Regions from separate parts of the Homo sapiens genome. Here region 1 is linked to region 2. Evidence: chromatin contacts called from ENCODE Hi-C or POLR2A ChIA-PET data. All regions are on one chromosome and are shown on one strand. Each heading gives the region's core, a stretch centred on a gene start or an enhancer-like site at or near the end of the contact. The rest is flanking DNA. Distances are from core to core; before and after follow the strand shown. Region 1 holds the start of NHS-AS1 (NHS antisense RNA 1). Region 2 holds the start of NHS (NHS actin remodeling regulator).

The links. Hi-C counts contacts between places; a loop is a spot of excess contacts on that map. ChIA-PET counts read pairs that join two places held with the same protein, here RNA polymerase II (POLR2A). Pooled maps may share reads with other maps.
Region 1: a map of PC-9 shows a loop between it and region 2 (3-fold over the local background). The contact joins the promoter of NHS-AS1 here to the promoter of NHS in region 2. A Hi-C loop is called at or near these places in 2 of 168 maps with a recorded cell type or tissue (PC-9 and posterior cingulate gyrus) and 1 of 50 pooled maps. POLR2A ChIA-PET finds 5 or more read pairs at or near these places in 1 of 52 experiments (PC-9).

What each region holds. Positions count from the first base shown.
Region 1 is chrX:17,556,510-17,563,653 of GRCh38, forward strand. NHS-AS1 (NHS antisense RNA 1) reads right to left here and starts at 2,618. Exons shown (of 3, transcript NR_046632.1): 1 at 2,599-2,618; 2 at 689-875. The region is part of intron 1 of NHS (NHS actin remodeling regulator); the gene reads left to right. The region is part of intron 1 of LOC101928389 (a long non-coding RNA gene); the gene reads left to right.
Region 2 is chrX:17,373,833-17,380,303 of GRCh38, forward strand. NHS (NHS actin remodeling regulator) reads left to right here and starts at 1,368. Exons shown (of 9, transcript NM_001291867.2): 1 at 1,368-2,490. The coding sequence starts at 1,926.

The DNA.
Region 1 (7,144 bases), core at 1,368-3,867, 180 kb after region 2:
CTCACCATGTACCTGGCTGTATGTTCATCATCATATGAAATCCTTACTTAGCTCTATAAAGTAGTTACTAGCATCATCTCCACTTTATAGATGAAGAAAATGGAGAGAAGTTAAGTAATTTTCCCAAAGCTGTACTGGTAGGAAGTGGCAGCGTTGAGCTCTACAGCCAGGGCTGTCTGACTCAGATGCCCATTCCAAGAATCAGTTTAGATAATGATATAATAATTACCATCAGTAGCATTATCATTGTCAGTAAAGGGCCGTTGTTTGTGTGTATGAAAATCGGTTAGGTTGGATCATATGAAAGAGCTATTTTTGTAGGCAAAAAATGGCTGAACATTGGCAATTTCATATGACTTAACAAAATATCGTACCTTATGATTGGTGGGAGGAGGGATAAATTGTGTTGTAACTAAAAAATGGACTACTATACAGGAATGAAAGTTGACTGGCTTAAAACATGGATATATATATATATCTATATATATATAACGTACTGTTGAGGAAAATATCTCATTGCAGAAAGATACATGAAATATAATACCATTTATATATAGATAGGTAAATATATACAAAGCTATTTGTTGTTAAGGGGGATTTTGTGTGTGTGTGTGTGTGTGTGTGTGTGTGTGTGTGTGTGTGTATTCAAGCTTTCTCTAAAGACAGAGAAGACCCCTCTGATGGTTACCTTGGCAGTCCAGATGTGTGAGAGAGTTCAAATACCCTCCAAGAGCCATCCACTTAATGATGAGAGTCAGGGTGTAAATATCCCAGCTCCTTTGCCTCTGGGAGAATATTTAGTGACAGAGATTCTGTGATATATATATATATATATATATCTTGCATTTCAATTTCAGTCTGGTTCCAGAGAGCATCTGGAGAGGAAGGAGGGGAAAGTGATGAAGGTAGAATACAAGGAAGGGGCTTTAAGTATCTTTGTAATTTGTTTTTTTCTAAGGCTGCATGCTACATGGGCCATACACAAGTATTCACCAGGTTATTCTTTATACCTTTTTGCATTAGTTGTCTATCACTGCATAACCAATCACCCCAGAGCTTATCAGCTTAAAACAACACATATTTACGATCTCACAGTCTCTGTGGGCCAGGAGTTTGGGCACAGTCTAACTGGGTCCTCTGCTCCGGCTCTCACCGGCAGCATTAAGGTGTCAGCTGGGACTGTAGCATCTCAAGGCTCAACTGGGGTGGATTTGCTTGCAAGCTTGCTCATATAGCTGTTGGCAGGCCTCAGAAGGTCCACTTCGAAGTTTACACACATGGTTGTTGGCAGGATTTGGATTCTCATGGGCCATTGGACCAAGGCCTCAGTTCTTCACTGGGTGTTGCCCAAAGGCCTCCCTTAGTTTGTTGCAATGTGTCCCACCTCATAGGGCAACTCACAACCTGGCAGCCAGATTTATCAGGGTGAGGGTTTTGAGAGAGAGAGAATAGTCACAATATTTTATAACCTACTTACAAAAGTGACATCCCATCACTTTTGCTGTATTTTGTTCATTGGAAGTCAGTCACTAGGTACAGCCGACACTCAAGTGGAGGGATTTACACAACAACATGAATACCAGGAAGCAGGGATCATTGGGGGAGCCCTTAGAGGCTTGCCTAGTACAATATGTCTGAAATATCTTACAATAAATTTTTAAGAGAAAAAACATATTTAAAGGTGAATTAGAACTGATTCCTGGCGTTACAAACTCCTTAATCCTCAGTGGCAGCAGCCACATTTCTGGCTGCTACTAAATCTTTCCTGTGCCTCCTGCCCCCATCTCATTCTCCACAATGTACATCATAATCAATGACAAAATTAATTAAGGATATTTTCTCATTACTAGATTTAGAGAGATGTCAGTATCATATCAAAAGTGCTTTTATTTCTTCAACTATACCTTTGTGGAGTCAATGGTAACAGTACCTTTCAGAAGTCTGTTTTCCAAGAGTGCCCGTTGGCTAGAGTCGTAAAGAAGGCATTGTGGAACAGTAAGACGTACATGGGCTTCGTAGCCACAGAGCTAAGTTCTGACCCCTGCTCCACCTGTTACCAGCTGTGTGATTTGCTGACAGATACTTACAGTCTTAAAAAGCTAGTCTTCTGATCTGTCAAATGAGAGGAATGGTACCTATCTCAAAGCTTCCTGGAGGATTAAATATACAAGAAAACATGTGCTAGTCCTAGGGCAGTGATCAGCACAAAGTAGGCACCTGACAAGGTGAGGAAAGTTTCCTCCAGGTCTCTTACCTTCCAAAATGCTATGTACCCCTTCATGAGCAGGCTGTGCAAATTGTTTTGAAGGGTGACAGTTTTGGGATGCCATGAAAAGAATGGATCTTCATAATTTCTCATTTGACCCCAAGATTAATTTCCTATTATAAACTTAAAGTTTCATGCATTCATTGATTCATTTTTACATTCATATACACATTCATTCAACAAATAGAATTTCTTAAAGAAAGTAAAGACCAATCTTCTTCAAAACTCTAATGCCTTTTTATCTCCCAGGGGTGGATAGGATAATCCAAGTTATATATAAGCAGTTTCTCATGTCCAGGGTAGCAAAAGCATCAGATGTGGTGCAAATCTACCTGTTTTCTATGTGGCTCCCTGAGAGGGCTGTTCCATCAAGGGAAGATGCTCCAATGTATGCTAGCCTTTGAGATTTTGGCTTAGTAGAGGAGAGGAGCTAGTGCCTAGAAGGAAATACAACACCATGAGATAGAGGTCCATGTAAACATGTTCTTTGTGGAGGCCTGCCTGCCACTAGGATACACACCATCCCCACTGGTTGATTTACTGCTACATACTGGCCTTTGCATCCAAGAAAGATTGTAGTACTTGACTTCAGAGATCTTTAAGCAGAGGCTTGATTCAAGCCTCCTGAGTCAGCTGAGATGAGGCAGGGTGCTTTTAGCTGGAACCTGGGCTAAGGCATTGGCCTCCGTGCACCCCCATTGAAGAAAAAAAGTAGAGCAAAAATCCATACTGTTTATTTATGAATTATATGCACGTGTTGCTGTATTAATAAGTTACTTACTGTAACAGTTTCTAGGCCCCTGCCCATATCCCTAACCTTTCACATTTAGAGGAAGCCTTCTTTTGATAGCCAACTGCCAGATTCTTCATCTCTTTGCCTGCAGTCTTTCTCTAAAGATGGAGAAGACCCCTCTGCTGGCTCCCTGGGCAGTCCAGACATGCAAGGGAATTCAGACACCTCCCAAGAGCCCTCATCCACTTAATAATGGGAACCAAGGTGTAAATATCCCAGCTCCCTTGCCCCCGGGAGAATACTTAATAGCGGACATTCTGTGCTTCTTTTGCAGCTTCTCCCTGTGAGACTAAGCTCCAGTTACTCGCTAACTCTCTCTTTATTGACTTCCTTCTCTTCCCTGTTTTACTTCCCCATCGCCCTATCAGGGTTCCCTGCAGCTCTGAAGTAAACTCTTTACCCTGGAATCCTTGTATCTGAGTCTGCTAGAAAAACCCAATTTATATTTAAAAAAACATAAAAACAGACCGTTTAACAGTACATAAATATACATACATATACACATAGTCTAATGTTTTTCCTTACCCCTAGAGTGCACACTCTGCATTTTGAAGGCCGCTTGTTTAAGGAACTTAGAGGCTCCCATTTCAGTCTTGTAATCTGATATCTCGAGGTTGATATCAGAGCCAGCCCTCTCTCCTTTGGGCTGCCTGCTTCCAAGCCCTGTTTAACTTACTCAGGGTGGCTTGGCATACTTTCACGTTGATTCATGGTAGTGATTTCTGGGTCACAGGCTAGCCAACTGGAAGGAGATCTTCAGGATTGGATTTCCTGCACTCCTCTATTTGAAAGAATAATTTCTGTATCTTGGACTTCCAATGAGGAAAACAAAAACAAAAACAAAAACCTGCAAGTTCAGAGTTGGACAAAAGTTTCTCCACAGGCACTTTACCCCACTTTGGGACCTCATAGTTTCTCTCAGTTCAGCTCTCTGTGTATGGGAGACCAGGCAACAGGTACATCATTGCCACCTTGAATCATCCTGCTATTACATGATGGGCAGCCCCATGAGATCGGGATGGTATGAATATTCTGACTTGTTGTCATCTTTAACCCCAGCACATGGTTCAGCACTATGTGGACATATAAACACACTTCAAACAGCCTTTTGCTAGAAAACAGACTCTACTGGCCCCAGCATAAAGATTTGCAAGAACCGAATGCTCCCTTATTTTCTCTCTGCCTGGAACAAAGCCTCCTATTGTTTTTCAGGTGATCACATTCTTTAGACATTCAAGTTTAAGTTGTTCCTCAACAACTGAATTCAAAGCTAGAGGCTTACTCTGCTGGCTGTGCCTGCACAAGCAAACGGTCCCACCCAAAGGCCCTTTTCTCCAGGGCCTCCCAGTGGCCTTTAAATTATTTTGGTCTTCAACATCACAGTCTCCCAGAATGCTTATCAGAGGATAATGTCACCCCCTTTCATGCCTGCCCACCATTTCTACTCAAAAGCCACTCCTATTTCTCTACAGATAGCTCATTCTCTCAGAAACGAACCTACAGCAAATTAATGTCCAGTGAGGCCTGGCTTGTAGGGAAAGTCTTGGGTATCCCTATGCTCTTCCAGACTGGCCATCCAGGACATAAGGTCCATGAGCTTAATCTTGTTCTAAGTTCCCTCGAATTTCCCATTGACTCTATTTTCCTTGGCTGAATAGATGTTGTTGCTCTGTAATAGTGAGAAACAGTATCTGTGGTGATGGAACAGGCAGAAATAAAAATATTTCCCTAGCTCTTTCCTCAGTTCTAATCCCTACAAGTCTTGCCCCTTACCTTTGCCAGATCATCCACTTGGGAGGATTCAGAGGTGCTATCTCCATTCCAGCGTCTGGGAAGGAGAAGAGGATTGACACAAGTTTCAATTTTGTATTAAAAAGTCCCGTCTTGTAGGGTTTTGAAGGGAGGAGGAAGAGCCAAGAGGAGTCTACGTCTATACTCCTCAAGCCACTGGATAGAGTTACTTTGAGTTCTTCACACATGCAAGTGCATGCGCGCGCGCGCGCGCGCACACACACACACACACACACACACACACACACACACACACACACATCATGCCTTCCCAAGGTACTGGCTTGGCTTGGCAGGAATGCTGGATTTGGGCTTGGAGAGCCGTCCACTGCTTGGTGCCCACTTTTAGAAAATAAAGAAGTGACCCAGGTTCATGGGTGAAGTTTTAATGAGAAATAAGTCACTGAAGCAGTCAGGGAATAAACCCCAAGAACAGAAATCATGATGCTAATCTCCCAAAATAGGGCAATAAAATGTTGAAAGGTCTTAAGGGGTTGTGAGAGGGAAGATTAGGGAACTGGGGCACGTTTGTCTAATCTTGGAGGATGATATGAGGGATCTAAATTCATATGTTGGTCATGAATAGACTCCTACTCCACATGAACCAAGGTTTGGTGTTTCTGGCTTTCATCTTCCCTAATATTTGTTCTCACCCTTTTCCTTAGTACGTGTGTATGTGTGTGTACTGTAGAAAAACCCTATGCTACTGTTCTGAAATTGTAGATTCTATAAATGGGTTGGGAATGACCATCTTAGGTTGGGTTCCTCAGAAGCAAACCCTAAAACAAGACCTCAAGTGTAAGCAGTTTATTTGAGAGGTGGTGGAAAAACTGGTAGGAAGAGAGGAGAAGGGGGTTAGGAAAGGCAATGAAGCCAAGGAAGGGTTATTAAGTGAATTGCTACTGTGAGTAACTGGAGCTGAATCCCAAGGGAGACTCTGGGAGGCTATGCATAAAACTCAGAGTTATCCCACCTGAGGGGTGAGGCAGCTGGGATATTTATACTCCCAACTACTAAGAATCATTTGTTGAGAGATGCTCCTGGAAGTTGCTAATTCCCCAGAATTTCAGGCCAAACCTGTGGGTATAGTGGCCTTCATCAGTTATGGGAAAAAGCCAGGCACAGAGACACAGGTAGGGGTCTTTGGAAGTCAGGTGCAGTGAACTGAGGTGAGAGGTATAAGGGAGATGGGGAGGGCACAGATGGTGGCTGCTATAATCACAAAGGGGTGGGTATGTAGATTGTTGGGGAGGAAGACTTTCTCATAGTTATGGTCTTGATAAATATTTCTATCCTTTAATAAAATATAATGGAAGTTTTGGAATAATAAACAAAGAATCTTTAAAGAAAGAGAGTTTTACAAAAACCAGAGGATAGTGGTGTGGGATCCAAAAATTAATTATACTATACATTTGAAATCTGTTCATTTCACTGAAAACAAATGTTACCTAAATTTTAAAAGAAGCAGGTATGAGATTCCAGATTGTAACATCTTTCAATAGAATCCTAAGCTCCTGCATATTGAGATATACTTGCCTGAATCCCTAAAATTCTGCCTGGGTTGTGGACCAATAGTTGAAGCATTTTCTCTAGAACTTCAGTCAGAAAATGTTGAAATGTGCTCTGGGTAGTGACTCCCCAACAAGAAAGCAGGCTCCTTCAGCTGCTTCTGTGCCATGGTTTGTGCCCACGCTGCCTTTTCTAGGTTTTCCTTGTGACCATGGCTTGCATTTTCTAAGAGAAATGGCTAGGGATTTCATGTCTAGGGCCACAGGACAAACATCTGCAATGCAGAAGAAACTGACAGAGCCTGTTCTTACTAACTTAACCTGTTTGGTCAAGCTAGCTGAGTCCATCTGCCATGCCTAAATAGGGAAATGATGATGAGATGATGTCCTAGGATGGGCACTAGGTCAGGACTGACCTCAATGCCTGGCACATAGGGGGCATTCAGTTAATGTTTAATGGGCTGAGCAGATTTGCTTCAGCTCACTGACATCACCTATGACTAGCCTCACCTGAGACCAGAACAGGGTGGAGGTGGGCGAAGCACCAATAATGTGGAGGCCAACGGCCCTTCTGTTCCTTCTTGAAGGACCCAGATATGGAGCTGATGAGGTGGGCCTTCACAGCAGAGGAGCTTTCTAATGACTTTTCAATTAATTGACTTGAAGCTGGTGGGGAGAGTGCCAGAGTCTGAAAAAGATGAAAGGTATTGAAGAGGAAAAGCTTTGATGTCACTGCAATCCCATTCAGATTTGGAAAGGTTTTTTCAGGAACTTTATATTTTAACC
Region 2 (6,471 bases), core at 118-2,617:
AGTTGCAAGAAATGTACAATGAACCCTGATATGCCCTTAACCTAGACTATTTTGAACATTTTGCCATATTTTGTTTTTTTCTCCCTTCATACATACACATCTTTATTATCATCATTCTTCTTCTTGTTGTTACTGAAACATTTATGTGTACTTTGCAGACATCATGGCCCTTTACCCCCAAAGCCTCAGCCTGGATCTTTTATGAACAAGGATATGTCCTTGCCGAAAATTTTGGTTTTTTTTTGTTTTTTTTTTTTTGTTTTGTAGAATAAGACAAGGGTCTGTTGAAGCCTTTAAAACCAAAGCGTGGGCCAGTCCAAAGTGCTGACTGTTGGAGCCTCCTCCCTCTCCCGCCTTTAGAGGGAGGAGAGGAGACACCACCGCAGGTCTGGAGGACTTTATTGTTGCCATAAAACATATTTTTTCCATGTTCTCTTTAGAAACACGAAAAGAGGCTGCATTCCCAAGATCTGGCTTGTGGCTTTAAAATAAAAAATATTTTTACAGTATACTTTTTGGAGGCATGAAAGCACGTGTTTTATTAACATTTCCCAAACTCTTTTTACTGACGGCATACAGCCTGCAGCCTGCTGCAATCGAAAATGCATGCCTTTTTAGAAATTATACCTTTCAGTTAACTGAAGGGGAAAACTTTCCCTTCTTCTGTAAATCATCATCTCTCTGATGGAGAACTTTAAAAATCCTGTGTATGATCAGCACAGTAGGGTGACGAGGAGGTAATGCCGTTTATCTCACCCAACGTGCAATGAGTTTCGTAAGCAGTTTTCTGGGGATTTTGCTCATTGGTGGTTTGGGTCTCATTCACGATATTCTATAGAGCCCGTGCCCAAAACAGGGGGCCACGTGATGCCTGGGAAGGGGTATAAACAGCACTCTGGCTGCTCTGGCCACATGGAGATGCGCCTACGCCCTTTGCCCTCCCCAGTTGTCTCCTTGCGTTCATAGAGCCCGGGGATCTCCAAGGAGCAGCCCAGTTTTCCCTGTAAGAACCCAAAGGTCTTGTACAGAGCTGGAATTCGGCGAAAAACTTGCTCCAACACGCCAAATCTGCCGCATCCTCAATACCCCACCCTCTTCCCTCTGCGCTTACTGCCCACACCCCTACTCCCAACTTGAGGACTCCCCGCCCCCACCACGCTGACAGTCTCAATTCCAACCCCTTGGATGTGAGGAAGTGTCTTTGCGCCTGAACGCGCCCAGCACGGCGAGGCCACCAGTGACTCCCAGCGGCCGCACAGGGCGCTGCGCCCCCCTCGCCCCGGCCTCCCCCGCCCTGCGTCCGCCCCGTCACCCCCGCGCGGCCTCCTGCGCCCGGGCTGGAGGCAGATTCCTCTCTCCGGGTTTTCAGAGCGCCTTTCCGAAACCTCCTCCCCGCCCAGCCAGGGAGAGAGATCCCGGGCGCAATCGCTCCCCGGAGCGGCCGAGGGGCGCGCGGGGAGAGGCCTGCGCCGGGGTACTTTCAAACTGAGGCGCGCGCACACACTCACACCCACCCACCCACTCACCCACACACACACAGACACACGCACGCCCATTTATATAGGCGGCGGCGACGGCAGTGGCCGGGGTGGCGACGGCGAGCACAGAAACGATGGAGTTGAGCCAGTCGACCCTGGTTGGAAGCAAGTGAGAAGAGACCAGGCGCACCCCTAAATTTCTGTGCGGAGCGCTTGTCATCCTCCCCAGGGAACGGTGCACCCAAAGGAGGACTGGCTGGACTGATTTGCTAGGGAGAGGGCGGGGAAGAGGAGGCAAGGTGAGCAGAGAAGCCCCCTGCGTATCCGGACTGCCAGATCGCGCTTTTGCCGGACTCCTGCCCCCTCCCTGCTCAGGTGGGCGCGCCCGGTCTCCAGCTCACAGGGGCGCTTGGAGGAGACCAGAAAGTCGCCGCCTGGCTGCGCGGGATGCCTTTCGCCAAGCGGATCGTGGAGCCGCAATGGCTGTGCAGGCAGCGGCGCCCTGCGCCCGGCCCAGCAGTGGACGCGAGCGGAGGCAGCGCTGAGCCGCCGCCGCCCTTGCAGCCGCCGGGCCGGAGGGACCTGGACGAGGTCGAGGCGCCAGGGCCAGAGGAGCCAGCCCGCGCCGTCCCTGCACCTTCAGGGCTGCCACCGCCGCCGCCGCCACTGCCCGCGCCGGCCGACCAGACTCAGCCGCCGCACGGAGAGGCGTCCGTGGCTGGCGAGGAGAGCACGGCGGGGATCCCGGAGGCGGCGCCCGCAGCCGGCGAGGCGTCCTCGGCGGCGGCGGCGGCGGCCGTGCTGCTCATGCTGGACCTATGCGCGGTCAGCAACGCCGCTCTGGCCCGTGTCCTCCGGCAGCTCTCGGACGTGGCCCGGCACGCTTGCAGCCTCTTCCAGGAGCTCGAGAGCGACATCCAGCTCACCCACCGCCGCGTCTGGGCGCTGCAGGGCAAGCTCGGCGGCGTGCAGCGCGTCCTCAGCACGCTTGACCCTAAGCAGGAGGCAGTGCGTGAGTACCCGCGCCGTCCGCCCGCCAGGCTATGGGTTTCTGCGCCGCACCCTCGCGCCCTCCCCAGCAGCGGCAATCCCAGCCCCGCGGCGCCGCTCCGGTTGCAGCTTGCACCTTACTACTCTCGCCTTCCCACCCTTCCCATCCCCTGGGACCCACCCCAATCCTCCTGGGGCTGAGTGGCTGGGCTGGACCCCGATTCAGTGATGCAGACGTGGACGGTGGAAAGTTAAAAGGGCGACCTCTGAAGTCGCAGGCAGCGTGGGCTGAGAAGGAGCAGAAAGGGAGCGTTTATGGGGAGCACAGGAGGCAGAGAGGGTCTGTCCTTCACCACCGGGGCTCGCCTTTCACGTCCTTCACGGGGCGTAGGGAGGAGGGTTGCAACTCCTGTGGTTTCCAGAAGCCCAGCCCTGAGCCCTGTAGCCCACACCATGCATGTTCAGGGTTGGGGGTTCCAGGAGTAGTGAGTGTTCTTTTGAGACTGCTGCAGCACCGCGGCTGTTTCGTCACTCGCTGTGACCTCAGGTGCTGCCCCGAGCTCCGAACTTGTGCCTTGCCCTCGTGTGCGACGTAGCGTGGCGCTGCTCGCCTCCTAGACTGAACTTCGTAGTGCTTCTGCCGAAAACCCTTGTGGCCCGGAGGGGCCGCGGGGAGGGTCAGGGAGAGATGAGGGTGGGAGTGTCAGGGGCCCCGGGGAGATGGAGGAGACCCCTGGGCATCTTTTCTGCTCTGAACAGCCCAGGGTTCCTACTAAATGGCTCTGTGCCATCTGCCCGCAGAGGATCCCACAGACTATCTTCCTCCTCCCCGGTGCACTGTCGCCCAAATTTACTGGCACGTGGACTTAGGTATGAACTAGTCTGCTAGGCGGGCTGCAGGGAAACGACGAGGAAGGAAGTCTGGGAGACCCCTGGGCGTCTTTGCTGTCCGTTGACTTCGCTTTTACGACACCCAAGGGCTCCCAATAAATAGTCATTCTATGTCATCTCCCTTCCAAGGGCGGTCCCCTTGGCTCCGGATCGTCCAAATCTGGCGACGGCAGAATCATTTAGGAACGACCCAGGAGGTAGACAGGGGCGCTGGGTTGGCGCGACGGTCCTTTGGCGCCTAGTCAGGCTGCGACGCTCGCGGCGAAGGTGATGTCAGCGGCTCTGACTTACGTAAGAAGCTTCCTAGGTTGCTGCCGCAGCTGCGCCGGTGCGCAGTGGCCTAGGAGCGCGCGGGGCGGAGGCGCTTTGGAGGCATCCTTCCCTGGGGATTTCCGGGCACCTCTGCCCCACAGCCCAGCTCAGCCTCCCAGCGGTCCCTGCCCGCCCGCGTGTTCTCTCCCTCTTCCCCTCCTCCTCCGAAAAACCCTTTGAACCCCGTCCCGGGAATTCACTGCTTTTCTGCAATAACAATAGTAATAAGCGTAATGAATAAATGATGTGCTCGATCGGTTTTCGCAGCTATAAAAGACCCGGAGTTGGGTTAATGACTGGTTGTTTAAAAGGGCAATTCCGGGGATGAGTTCTGGAAAGAATTAGGACTGCCGTAGGCCAAGTCGTATTTTACTTTTGGGACTTGAAATGAGCGCTTTAATCCTGCCTCCTTTTTACCCCAAACCACACAGCAGGGACAGGCCCTTCACTTTCAACAGCGCAGGTATCTGGGGAGTGCGGTTGTGGGAGTGGTGATTTCACTTCAAAAGAACTGGAGGGAAGTTTTGCAGACTGTTGAGTGGTGCATACATTTCCCGTGTGTGTGTGTGTGTGTGTGTGTGTGAGACACACCTCTCCTTAAGTTAGATTTCACGCGAATGAAACTCACTGCCAGAGCAGAATGTGCCCACTTCTTTCTCTCTTTAGATGCAGCAGTGGGCAGTTATGTACCTGGAACGTGTCAGAGTTCTTTCAAGTCCTTTTAACTGTTTGGGGTACAAACTAATAGTTAGTAGAGATAAGAGAGGATCTTGAGTGTGTGCATATAGTTGGTGAATATATACTCTATACATATTTGTACATGAATAATAAAGATGGGGCTGATTTCTACCTGGGATAGATTTAAAATCTCATATTATTTTAAATTTTATTTTCTAAAATGCTATCTCCACACTTTATGTCCAGATCTCTCTCTTCTCTTGTTCATTTAAATTTGGGATGGCATTGTTTTTGTTTGATGTCATAAAAGGCATTACCTTTGGGAGAAAAAACACACTATTATGTGTCTTGGTTTAGGTTTCCTAGAATGCAGAGCCTGAGACAAGGATTTCGATGCAATTAACTTATTTGGGAAGGGTTCCCTGGAAGCACAGAGAGGGGGTAGGGAAGTGAGACAGGAAAGGGAGGAAAGAGGAAAGCCAGTACACCATGTAAGCTGGTTAGCCCTGTGGGCAACTGGGGTTCAATCCAGCTGGCGACCCTCTGAGCACACACCTCAAATGTGTTCCACTAATGATTAAAGAAGCTGGAGTATTTATGCACCAGCTTCTTCTTCCCACAGATGGAAGGTAGCACCTGGAGCATGAACTCCATGGCTTCTGGGTCTTGCCCCACATGTAGTCCCAGCATGCACCCAGGGCCAGGTAGAGAGATGCAAAAAGCCTATGATGTGCACAGGAATGTTGACAGAGGTCCTCTGGGGAGGGCAAAGTAGCTGTGGGTCGGTCACTAGCGGCATCAGCTGCATTATGCATCTATCTCCCTTTAGTATTGCTCAGGCCTAGGGGAGTTTGAAAGGGAGAGGAAGCCTAAAAGTAAAACTTACTCTTTTTTCTCTTCCTTTGAGAGTGCCTTCACACCACCTGTATATCCTTGTCACCTGATCCTCATTCCCCTGCGTAATCTGCTTGCTATTTCATCCTTGGACAGCTGCTTCCTGTTGCCCTGAGACAGGCTGGGGGGCTTCTTGCAGGGGCAACATGATCTGATGTACACTTTGGAAGAGTCACTCTGGAAGCAAGTCTGGTGGCTAGTAAACCAGTTAGACACTGTGACTGGTGATGGTGGCTAGGACTAGGGAGGTAGCTGTAGAGACGGTGAGAAGTGGTTAGATTCTGAATGCATTTTGGAAATAGGATTGCCAAGACTTAACTGATTTGATTGGGTACAGGTTGTGGAAAAAAAAAATAATTTAGGATGACTCCTAGTTTGTTGTTTTTGCTTGAAAAGCTTAAATAACTTGTAGACTGTGGCTGGGCACGGTGGCTCACGCCTGTAATCCCAGCACTTTGGGAGGCCGAGGCGGGCAGATCGCCTGAGGTCAGGAGTTCGAGACCAGCCTGGCCAACATGGTGAAACCCCGTCTCTACTAAAAATACAAAAATTAGCCAGGCGTGGTGGCAGGCGCCTGTAATCCCAGCTACTTGGGAGGCTGAGGCAGGAGAAATGCTTGGATCCGGGAGGCAGAGGTTGCAGTTAGCCAAGATCGCGCCATTGCACTCCAGCGTGGGCAACAAGAGTGAGACTTCATCTCAAAATAATAGTAATAATAATAACTGGTAGAATGTATTACCATTTGTAGAAATGGGGAAGGCTAGTGGGAGAGTGAATATTTTCTTGTGGAGGGAATGGAATCAATAGTTTTATATTTGAGCCATGTTAAGTTTGAGATACCTGATGTGTCTTACATAATTACATGTGTGAGTTGAGAGGTCCAGGCTGGAGATGTGAATGTGAGACCTAAGCGTAGAGACAGTTTGTGAAGCCTTGGAGCTAGACACAGTGAAGCTAGTAAAGAAAAGGAGGCCAGGACTTAGCCCAGGGCAGTCCAACTTTGAAAGCTTCACAGGGAAGGAGAAAGGCTGAGAAAGGACAGCCAGAAAGCTAGAAGGAGAATCAGAAGAGTGTAGTATGGTGCAAGCCAGGAGATGTTTCCAGAACTGGGGAGAAGTCAACTTGGTCAAGTGCTTCTGAGAGGAAGATAAGCACTGAGAAGAGGCTATTGAGTTTGGTTACTTGTAATTAATTAGTGGCCTTGAGAGGTGCCATTTCATTGGAGGGG